2 separate regions of the Homo sapiens genome follow, and region 1 is linked to region 2. Evidence: chromatin contacts called from ENCODE Hi-C or POLR2A ChIA-PET data. All regions are on one chromosome and are shown on one strand. The core of a region is the stretch at or near the end of the contact, and the rest is flanking DNA. Distances in the headings are between cores, read along the strand shown.

Region 1 (5,367 bases), core at 1,175-3,674, 150 kb before region 2:
CACACGGACAACAAATTGTTTCCCTTGAAGGTGAACAAGACCCCGGTGGCCCCTTCACTGGCCACTCTCTCTCTTCTCCCACTTTCCCTTGGCACGATGCAGGCTGAGCTCCTGGCTGTTCCTCCCACAGGCCAGGTGTGCTTCTACGCCAAGTTTTCTACGCTGGGTTCCATCAGCCTAGAATATTCTTTCCCTAAACTTCCATGGCTAGCTTCCTTGTCTCCTTTAGGTCTTTTGCAGAAGTGTTACCTTCTTACCGGATTCTTTGACCACTTCTATTTAAAATTGTGCCCTTACTCACCCCAACCCCTCCCCTCCACCCAGAACTCCTGTTCTCTCTTCCTACTTTATTTTTCATAGCACCTTTCACTCTGTAACATACTAATAATGTGTTTCCAATTATCTGACTTATAGAATATATACTCAAGGAGCTCAGGGATTATAATAGGTGCTCAATAAATATTTCTTGAATAAATTAATGAAATGGACAGATTGAAGAGATGTGCTACCCTCTTAGAGAAAACGTTTCAGTAAAAACTTTAGTAATATTTGAGACTACTGGGACCTCATTCTGTACTGCTGTAATCCTGGCCTCAGCCATCACTGACTCCAGTAACACAGCAGGAAATGTAATGCACATAACTCACAGTTCCATGAGTTCCTCTCATAGAAGGATTTAGGTACCTATGGCCGTAATAGGCCTCCAGAAGCAAACTTTTCCAGTATCTTTGATTATAGTAATTATCCCATGAAACTACCAAACCTGTAGTTTCATTTTATTTTATTTTTCAAACCTGTAGTTTTAAACTGTCCTCAGCAAAGAAGTCTTCACAAGGAGTTAAAATCTAAACACAAAATGTTTGGAAAGTGCCTTTCCGGGATTCCTGTATGAAGTTCAAGCATACTCAGATACTTGCTCTCTTACATCCTTCCTAACCCTCTGCTACCCTCCCTCCTGGGCTTCTCCTTACATAAAAAAGAAGAAACAGGATAAGGAGGATATGTGTTCTCTTTTCTTATAAGCAAGAACACTTCTTTATTTCCCGAGACCACAAACTCACTATTAAAGCACATCCCAACTTAAAACATACAGCAAGCTAGTAAAGAAGTAAGAGAGGCAGGGGATGAGTGGGAAAAACAGCTGCCAGTGATAAAGGGGGCTGTCTCATGCCTGGGAGAGCTACAGCGGTCCACATTCCATCTCACAGTCATGGTGTACGAACTAGAAGAACACTTGTGGTTTGATCTCATTTGCCCCTCACATTGGATGTAAAGCAAAGCAAGCATTAATATTGTCCGTTTTTGTAAAAAATAAAGTGGGACTCAGTGATTTGGTTACTTGCCAGTGACACACAGGGTAGTAAGAACAGGTCTTCAGACACCTGCCTGGGGCTCTACTAGCTATACATGGTTGCCTCTCACCTGTCCCCATGAGGGATCTGGAATGTATCTCTTAGCTCTTTCCATAGCTTTCCTTGCTTCTTTTCAAATTACCCTGCAAGGCTGCACTGGTGCTCTACAGCAAAGAAGATGTAGGTGGGTAAGAGTCTACTTTTGTAGGAGTTGTAGAAACCACCTCAACTCCCATCCTTTAATTCATTAATTTCTCAAACATTTATCAGCATTTTCTCAGTGTAAGATACTATGCTAGGCACTAAGGATCTGTAGATGTCGCCCCTGCACTAAGCTTCTAAGTCTAGTGGCATGATGAGGGGTTGATAGAAATCAGGCATGAAATCCAGTGAAGGATTCCACTCAAACCTGGTTAAGACTCTGCTAGAGTGTTTTGTAAATATTCACTATTTGGCTTCGTTTCAAAGCGTATCTATTTTTCTAATACTGTCTGTGTGCCTCTGGTAGCTCCTTCATCCCTTCATCTCCTGAATTGCTATAGTCCTTGACATCATGAGGCACCAGTAAATATGAGTTCTGGCAAAATGCTGGGGTATCTCTCAAGGTGAACTTTTAGAGTCAAAGAAGAGATGGGAAGTCTTTAAAATGTATGTTTAAACAGAAAAGGTTGGGATGTGCTTTAATAATGAGTTCACTGTCAATGAAGTAACCTAACTCTCAAAAAGAGGTCTGAAAAGAACAGAAAACTCCTCAGTGATCTGAAAGAGGTGACGAGTGAGTGGATTCGTCCATCTGACTCTCTGGAAGGACTATAATACCATGGATCTAGCAGACCAGTTTTCACAAAAACAAATGCAAATATATTGATAATACTGTGTTGTTACCTTTTTCAGAAAATTGGCAGAATTAATCCTTTGTGCTGTAATAGAATTTACATCTGAAACGGATACCTCCTTCTCTTTCTGACTTTCATACTCCTAAATACAGAATTGTTAGTTTCACTTCTTGAATGTAACAAAGAGTTCACATATGACACATTGCAATAAATATCACTAGTCACTTCAGTCCATGTGTAAGACACTGGAAACATTCTGAGACTGACAGAAGAAAACATTTCTTTTAGATTCTCCCACTGAGGATAGGCTAAAAACCAGTTTCTAACTATATTCTGTTTGGGTCTAGATTGAAGTCCATTCATCTTTTAAATTAGAGTAATGATTAAGAACAAGATTTGTGACTGAGAAAATGATTTTTTAGAAAAGTGAAGAGGATTGAGAAAAGATTCTTCATGTATGCATTTGCCCTGTATCACTAAAAACAAAATACGTGGTTAAGAGCATGGGCAGTGGAGGCAGACAGTCCTAGGTTCAAGTTGGCCCTGGCATTTACTAACTGTGCAGTTTGGAAAAGTTGATTAACTGCTCCAGACCCCACTTTCCTCTTCAGTAATAATAATAATGCCTCTGTCACAAGATTGTTTGTGAGACTTAATTGAAATAATATCTGTAAAGTGCCTGGCATATACTAAGTAGTTAATGTGTGTTGACTATAATAAATAATTTTAATATTACATATATAGTCAGTATAAGATTGTCAGGATGCTTCATCTAAATAAAGTAAATTTGCATTTGTTATTTATGCATTTTCAGTATTATATATCCCCAATGCACTTGGAAATGATTTTATATTATAGATATTATTAAAGACTATACAAAAATAATGAAGTAAATACTTTAGAATCTTCAGCCATGAAACAACGCATGCTCATTATCTGAAGGTAAGTTACTTGTTCTTCTAATTATCCATAAGAAATCCTGAAATTAATTCTTTTGCAAGTAACAACTTTTATTTAACAAAATATTATATTGCCATTTCATATCACGTTATTTACATTTTTTTTTTTGAGACAGAGTCTCACTCTGTCACCCAGGCTGGAGTACAGTGGCACGATCTCAGTTCACTGCAACCTCTGCCTCCTGGGTTCAAGTGATTCTCCTGCCTCAGCCTCCCAAGTAGCTGGGATTACAGGTGTGTGCTGCCACACCTGGCTAATTTTTGTATTTTTAGTAGAGACGAGGGTCTCACCATGTTGGTCAGGCTGGTCTTGAAACCCTGACCTTGTGATCTGCCCACCTCAGCCTCCTAAAGGGCTGGGATTACAGGCATGAGCCACCATACCCGGCCTCATATCACTTTATTTACTTTTAAAGTATTAAGTTTTAGGAGTTAACACAATACTCTGGATATTAATATTTTAATTTTATATATGTTGGGAATAACTTTTCTAATCTGTAGGTTTTTAATTTTAATGTTATAAAATTTATTAATCTGGCCAGGCACTGTGGCTCATGCCTGTAATCCTAACACTGTGGGAGGCCGAGGCGGGCGGATCACTTAAAGTTAGGAGTTCAAGACCAGTCTGGGCAACATGACAAAACCCTGTCTCTACCAAAAATACAAAAATTAGCCAGGCATGACAGCGCACACCTGTAGCCCCAGCTACTACAGAGGCTGAGGAATGAGAATCACTTGAACCCAGGAGGTGGAGGTTGCACTGAGCCGAGATCACGCCATTGCACTCCAGCCTGTGCGACAAAGTGAGACTCCATCTCAAAGAAAAACTAATTAATCTTGTTCTTTATAATTTATACTTTTCGTGTCTTATTTAAGAAATACCTTTGTATCCCAAAATTGAAATGCCCATTTCAAGTTTTGCTTTTCACAAGTAATCTTCACTACACATGGTATTTATTTCTTTTCTGATGTCTGAATCTAATTTTATTTCTTTCCACATGTATGAATAACAATTCCAGAACCAGTTAATGCATCCTTCATTCTTTTCCAACTGATTTGTTATCAGGGGAACCCGCCCCCAATAATTCAACGTTATTTCACGTAGGTTCTTTTCTATTTCCCTAAGTGTCGGCCGGTCTGAGAAATAAAGGGAAAGAGTACAAAAGAGAGAAATTTTAAAGCTGGATGTCTGGGGGAGACATCTCATGTTGGCAGGTTCCGTGATGCCCCCCGAGCCGTAAAACCAGCAAGTTTTTATTAGTGATTTTCAAAAAGGTAGGGAGTGTACGAATAGGGTGTGGGTCACAGAGGTCACATGCTTCACAAAGTAATAAAATATCACAAGGCAAATGGAGGCAGGGTGAGATTACAGGGCCGGGGCGAAATTAAAATTGCTAATGAAGTTTTGGGCACGCATTGTCATTGATAACATCTTATCAGGAGACAGGGTTTGAGAGCAGACAACCGGTCTGACCAAAATTTATTAGGCGGGAATTTCCTTGTCCTAATAAGCCTGGGAGCGCTACGGGAGACCGGGGCTTATTTCATCCTGTATCCACAACTGTAAAAGACAGACATCCCTAGAGCGGCCATTTTAGAAGCCTACCCCTAGGCACACATTCTCTTTCTCAGGGCTGTTCCTTGCTGAGAAAAAGAATTCAGTGATATTTCTCCTATTTGCTTTTGACAGAAGAGAAATATGGCTCTGTTCTGCCTGGCTCTCAGGCAGCCAGACCTAATGGTTATCTCCCTTGTTCCCTGAACATTGCTGTTATCCTGTTCTTTTTTCAAGGTGCCCAGATTTCATATTGTTTAAACAATTTGTGCAGTTAACACAATCATCACAGGGTCCTAGGGCGACATTCATCCTCAGCTTATGAAGATGACAGGATTAAGAGATTAAAGTAAAGACAGGCATAGGAAATCACAAGAATATTGATTGGGGAAGTGATAAGTGTCCATGAAATCTTCACAATTTATGTTAAGAGATTGCAGTAAAGACAGGCGTAAGAAATTATAAAAGTATTAGTTTGGGGAACTAATAAATGTCCATGAAATCTTCACAATTTATGTTCTTCTGCCATGGCTTCAGCTGGTCCTTCCGTTCGGGGTCCCTGACTTCCCGCAACAATTTGTAATGACAATGCTGTCAAATATAAAATTTCCACATATGCATAATAAGTCTATTCTATTTCTTTGGTTGGGAATTGCATTTCTATA
Region 2 (4,958 bases), core at 1,749-4,248:
ACATGTCCTTATTCTCCCAATAGTAGAAGGTCTTGTAAGAGAATTATACCTCTGGTGACCCTTACAAATGTGAGAGTAAATTCATTCATCCAGTCATCCATCCATCCATCCATCTATCATTCATTCATTCATTCTGGCTAGCGACCCAAGTACTGCCTGAGATAGCAATGGCATTGGCCTCCAGAGAGCCACCTCCATGGATGCTGTGAGATATTCACCTGACTGAATTTGCCCAGCAGATAGTTGATAGTAATCCAGCCATAGGCACCTTCCTCTTGGCCAGTAATGATCCTGGCACCCTGGAAGTCAAAGGGGTAGTTGCTGAGGCTCCTCTCCACCACATCCAGAACCCTGTCTGCCAACTCTTCACTTTCCATCCTGTACAAAGGAAGAGCTGAGGTTATCATTTTTGTTTTAATAATTATATTACATTACCCATTTCAGCTACAGCATCCACACAGTGCTACTAAGAAGTGAACCATAATGCCCTGGAATAAATGAAGAGATGGGGATCTTCGCACATAGCTGTCCAAGAAACCCCTTTTTTGGATGAGGCAGAATTAATATTTTGTTCATCTCTCTCCAAATCCACATCCTTCCAATCCTTTCATAGGTTGGTTTTCCTTAAAATACCACTTTTGTTCTGAAGTTCCCTGGCTCAAAAAGTTATCAAAGGCTCTTAAAATTACTGTGGTGGTGATAGCTGGGTATGGTTTGATGACCATACCTGAAGCTGATGTGTGCTATATTAACCACTGTGGGTGGCTCCTAGCTGGTTACATGGCCAGACTCTGCTCCAGGTTTTTAATTAGGGTTCTAGTAGAAACCAGGTGGCAAATGACCTGGAATAGATATCCAATCTCCTCTGCTGCCAGACTGGGAAAAATCTTCCTCATATTACAGCTCAGTTCTTGGGTCTGTTTGAGACCTTGAGACCTAAAGAAGGAATCTTCCAGGGTTGTCTTAATGAAGATGGGATGCAATTGCTTCCAAGATCTAGGCTACCCAACACTGGGAGTCTCTGAGCGAGAGGATGCTACCTTCCAGCTGGCATTAGGCCCCTGTCATCTCTCATCTAAATGGCGTCCACACCTACTAACTGCCTTCCTTTTATCCCCAGCTTTTCTCCCCTCCAATCCATCTTCTCTACCAGTGTCACCAGTTGTGTAGCATCCTTTAATGGCTTCCTACTATCTCTAAGATAAACTCCAAACTTCCTAGCATGGCCCCATAGGGCACTTTGTGACCTGGACCCTTCCTTTTCAGAATCCCACTCAGAATCCTGGCTCCACCACTTCCCAGGTGTGTGACCTTGGGTGAGTTACTTAACATTTGTAAGCCACAGCTTCCTTATCTTGTTAATAATTGTTAATTTCATAGAGTTGTTATGACAGTGCAATTAAGTGCTTAGCGTAGTGCTAAGAACATAGGACGGGCTCAATAAATACGAGCTGCTACTATTATTATCATTATTATTTTACACTACTTACCTATCTTCTATCTATGCAGAACTACTTACAGTCCTCTGAATATGCCTCTCACACTTCCCTACCTTTGCACATCCGGTAGAACACAAGCTCCATGAAGTCAGAGACTTTGTCCTGTTCACTGTTGTATCCTCAGTACTTAGAACAGTGCCTGACATATAATAGGTGCTGAATAAACATCAGTTACTGAATGCATGCTGTCTGTTCTGCTGATAAAGCTGTTCCCCGATCCTCCAACTCATTTTTCATGATTCAGTTCAGGCATCCCTTCCTCTAAGTCTTCCTGACCTCCTCTCACCCTGGGCAGGGCCAAATGTGCTCCCATAGCAGCTCTGAGCACTCCTCTATTAAAACACTGATCACCCTGCATTGAAACTGATTTCCTTGAGGGTTGAGTTTTCATATTCTGGATAGAGCAGGCACTATATGCTGAATGAATGAACAAGTGAACAAATAATTCACACAGGTATCAAGTGATATAAAGATGTGCTAGTTGTGAATATTTATGACCTGGGATGTCTATGAGTCTCCTCTTATCCTCTTCCTCCCAGATATTGAATAGTTAAATCTGTAGCCCCAAACCCCAGAGTATACGGGCCCAGTCTTTCTCTCCCTGTGCCCCTTCCCCTTTGAATCCCCCATAGGGAGATGCACAAGGGGGCTTTTTTTTTTAACATACATAAAATCCTACCCCTATATATACTAAGAGTTTGAACATTTTATTCACTTACTAAAATATCCTTTCTTAAGTATGGACTTGGGTGTGTAGAACTTGGGGTATTAGGGAGTGTGGCCCTTTCCCATAACTTCAGAGGCTCTTTCACTGCCAAGCCTAACTCCCAGATACTCTTGGTCCCTACATGCTGCTATACCTGAGCAACCGCATGCCTGCCGTGGCTCCCAGGTAAACGGGTGTCTCTTGGTGCTGGGACCTTGGAATCACTTCCCTAGCTCTTTCCATGCAATCAGTCAGGTAAATGCCTATTTCATTTACTTTCTGAACAAATTTTGAGATTCCAGGACCTAGGAAAAAATGTAGAAGATAACAATCTTTTAAAAAAAAATTATAAAACATACCTTGACAATAGTAGATCAAAATATGGTGTTTTGAAAAAAATACAAGAAAACAATTTCCTGATGTACTATACATTAGGTTATTGTACTTAGAGGGTAATTCACTGGACCTAGCCTTGAGAGGATTTAATTTCCAGACTTTAAGTTGGGTCTGTTCAGTGTTCAATAATTCTGCCACTGGATGGCGCAATTTCATATTCAATTGCATAACATTCTCAGACTTTAATGGGGATATTATAGATAGCTACTCTGTTAGCTGCTTTTTGATATTTCCTCCAGAACACTGTAATTAATGACACTAGTTCCTAAAAGACCTAAAGATAACACTTGGAATAAAAATTAAGCGTCAGACAAATTGGCTTTTACTAAAAAGATGGAAGCTGCCACTAACTAGTTATCTGATCCTGGCCAGCACCTTAAAGTTTCTGAGGTGGAGTTGCTTCCTGTTACAAGAAAGAGGAACAGAATCTATGTCTCTTCAGTGACTTTTCCACTCCGATATCCTGCCTCCCTAGCAAAACTGTTTTTCCAGTTTTAGAGCAAAACCGACTGTTGCTATGGAGGATTAGAGCCAAGATTCCTTAAGCTTTTTGAAGTTATAACAACACTTTCATCTCACATTAAGATAAATATCTACACTATCAGTGCTTCATAGCAGAGTAATTGCTTTAAGGATAATTATTCAAATAAGTTATCCAGATCATTCACAGGTTTTCAAACAGCCTAATAACCATGAGAAAATCAGCTCTAAGTTACCAGCTAATTGTTTTGATTCAGAAAATTTGGTGTTAAATATTTGATTAACTAGAGAACTCTCTCTTTTGAGAGGGAAGAATCCTTCATTGTTAGGCCAAACGCTCATGGGATAAGTCTCAGAAGAAGGACATCTGCTAGATTTTTTTTTTTGAGACGGAGTCTTGCTCTGTCGCCCAGGCTGGAGTGTAGTGGCGCGATCTCGGCTAACTGCAACCTCCGCCTCCCGGGTTCAAGTGATTCTCCTGCCTCAGCCACCCTAGTAGCTGGGACTACAGGCACGCACCACCATGCCTAGCTAATTTTTTTGTATTTTTAGTAGATACAGGGTTTCACCGTGTTAGCCAGGATGGTCTCCATCTCCTGACCTTGTGATCCGCCCACCTCAGCCTCCCAAAGTGCTGGGATTACAGGCATGAGCCACCGTGCTTGGCCATTAAAATAACTTTTAAAAATGGAAGGCAGTGTGTCAAATAAAAGCCAATAAAATGAGGGATTTGGGCTTTAAGAAAGGCCAGAAGTACTGTCTCAGATGGGGCCAAAGTGTCAGTATTGATGGGGCTACTGGGTAGAATGACTTGCTCTCTTGGAAATATCTCCTCTCTACTACTTTCTTGACGACCTGTGAAAATTAGTGGATTCCACAGGCTGTCAAACTGAAAATCAATTATCTTCTAGGATCTAGGCTATCAGTCTGACTAAAAATAAACAGTGGGTTCCCAGCTCAAAAGGCTAAGAGAGATAAAAGTCAGAGAGACTGTGGTATAATGGTGCATGGTAGGGTACTGGGTAAAGGGATTGAAAGCTGAATGTCAACCACTCTAACATATTATGACCTTAAAAGAAAAAAATTATTGATATATAATGCAGCAGCTCAGAGTAGCAGGAAACCTAGAGTGTAATTAGGAGACCTAGATTCTTGTCTCTATTCTGTTGCTACTTTCAAGGCACTAATCCTCCAGGTTTTTGTTTCCTTCTCTGTGAAACAAAATTTAAACGATCTGTAAGTTCCTTTTCCCAGCCCTAAGAGCCTATAATTTGGTCTTTCCTGCCTACACAGAAGCTGAAAGCTTTGAAAAATGTCTTCCAAGCTGTAGATCAGGGTACAAAGATTAAGAGAGCAATAAATCTCTGAACCAGACAGATTAGCATCACCTAGGAACTTCTTAGAAATACAGATTATCAGGCTTCATTCCAGATCTGCTGACTCAGAAACTCTAGGGGATGGGACCCATCATCTGTGTTTTTAACAAGCTCATGCAAGTTTGAGAAGCACTGGCTAAGATGCAGACTTGAAGTCGGGCAGAACTTGGTTTGAACCGCAGCTCCATCACTTACTAGCTTGAGTAACAAACAAGTGGTATAACCTCTCTCAACCTCAGTGCCCTCATTTTTAAAAAATTAGTATAATAATGCATACCTCAAAGGGAGATTATGAGGGTATACTGAAGTAACACATGTTCAGTACTAAGTACATAGCATGCAGAAGTGTTCTGTTGATGGGAGCTACTATTAATTATATTTATGTGTGTTTATTCTTAGGTTTTGATCATTAACGACTGATTTCAATATGTTTTCTGTAACGATAACATAACAACAGCAGCTGCACTGTTTTCTTCACTTGGCTTCCTATGCGTGGGACTC

Evidence for each region. A loop is a pair of places that touch in the nucleus more often than their neighbours do. ChIA-PET counts read pairs that join two places held with the same protein, here RNA polymerase II (POLR2A). Pooled maps may share reads with other maps.
Region 1: a loop to region 2 is called in a map of OCI-LY7, with 6 times the contacts of the local background. The contact joins two enhancer-like sites. A Hi-C loop is called at or near these places in 1 of 168 maps with a recorded cell type or tissue (OCI-LY7), 1 of 37 single-sample maps with no recorded cell type and 3 of 50 pooled maps. POLR2A ChIA-PET finds 5 or more read pairs at or near these places in 3 of 52 experiments (OCI-LY7, activated CD4-positive, alpha-beta T cell and activated T-cell).

Annotation. Positions count from the first base shown.
Region 1 is chr10:95,985,213-95,990,579 of GRCh38, reverse strand. CC2D2B (coiled-coil and C2 domain containing 2B) reads right to left here. Exons shown (of 35, transcript NM_001349008.3): 20 at 2,238-2,330. All of the region lies in intron 2 of ENTPD1-AS1 (ENTPD1 antisense RNA 1), which reads left to right. Among named protein-coding and RNA genes, the nearest start is that of CCNJ, 56 kb to the left of the region's middle. Within about 2 kb of position 2,424, at least 2 of the 41 ENCODE cell types and tissues checked have a DNase peak (open chromatin) inside an H3K27ac peak, as active enhancers do; they include OCI-LY7, where a contact is called at or near this core.
Region 2 is chr10:95,839,896-95,844,853 of GRCh38, reverse strand. ENTPD1 (ectonucleoside triphosphate diphosphohydrolase 1) reads right to left here. Exons shown (of 10, transcript NM_001776.6): 4 at 2,360-2,510; 5 at 219-378. The region is part of intron 4 of ENTPD1-AS1 (ENTPD1 antisense RNA 1); the gene reads left to right. Among named protein-coding and RNA genes, the nearest start is that of CC2D2B, 66 kb to the left of the region's middle. RefSeq lists an enhancer at 2,806-2,945. Within about 2 kb of position 2,998, at least 7 of the 41 ENCODE cell types and tissues checked have a DNase peak (open chromatin) inside an H3K27ac peak, as active enhancers do; they include OCI-LY7, where a contact is called at or near this core.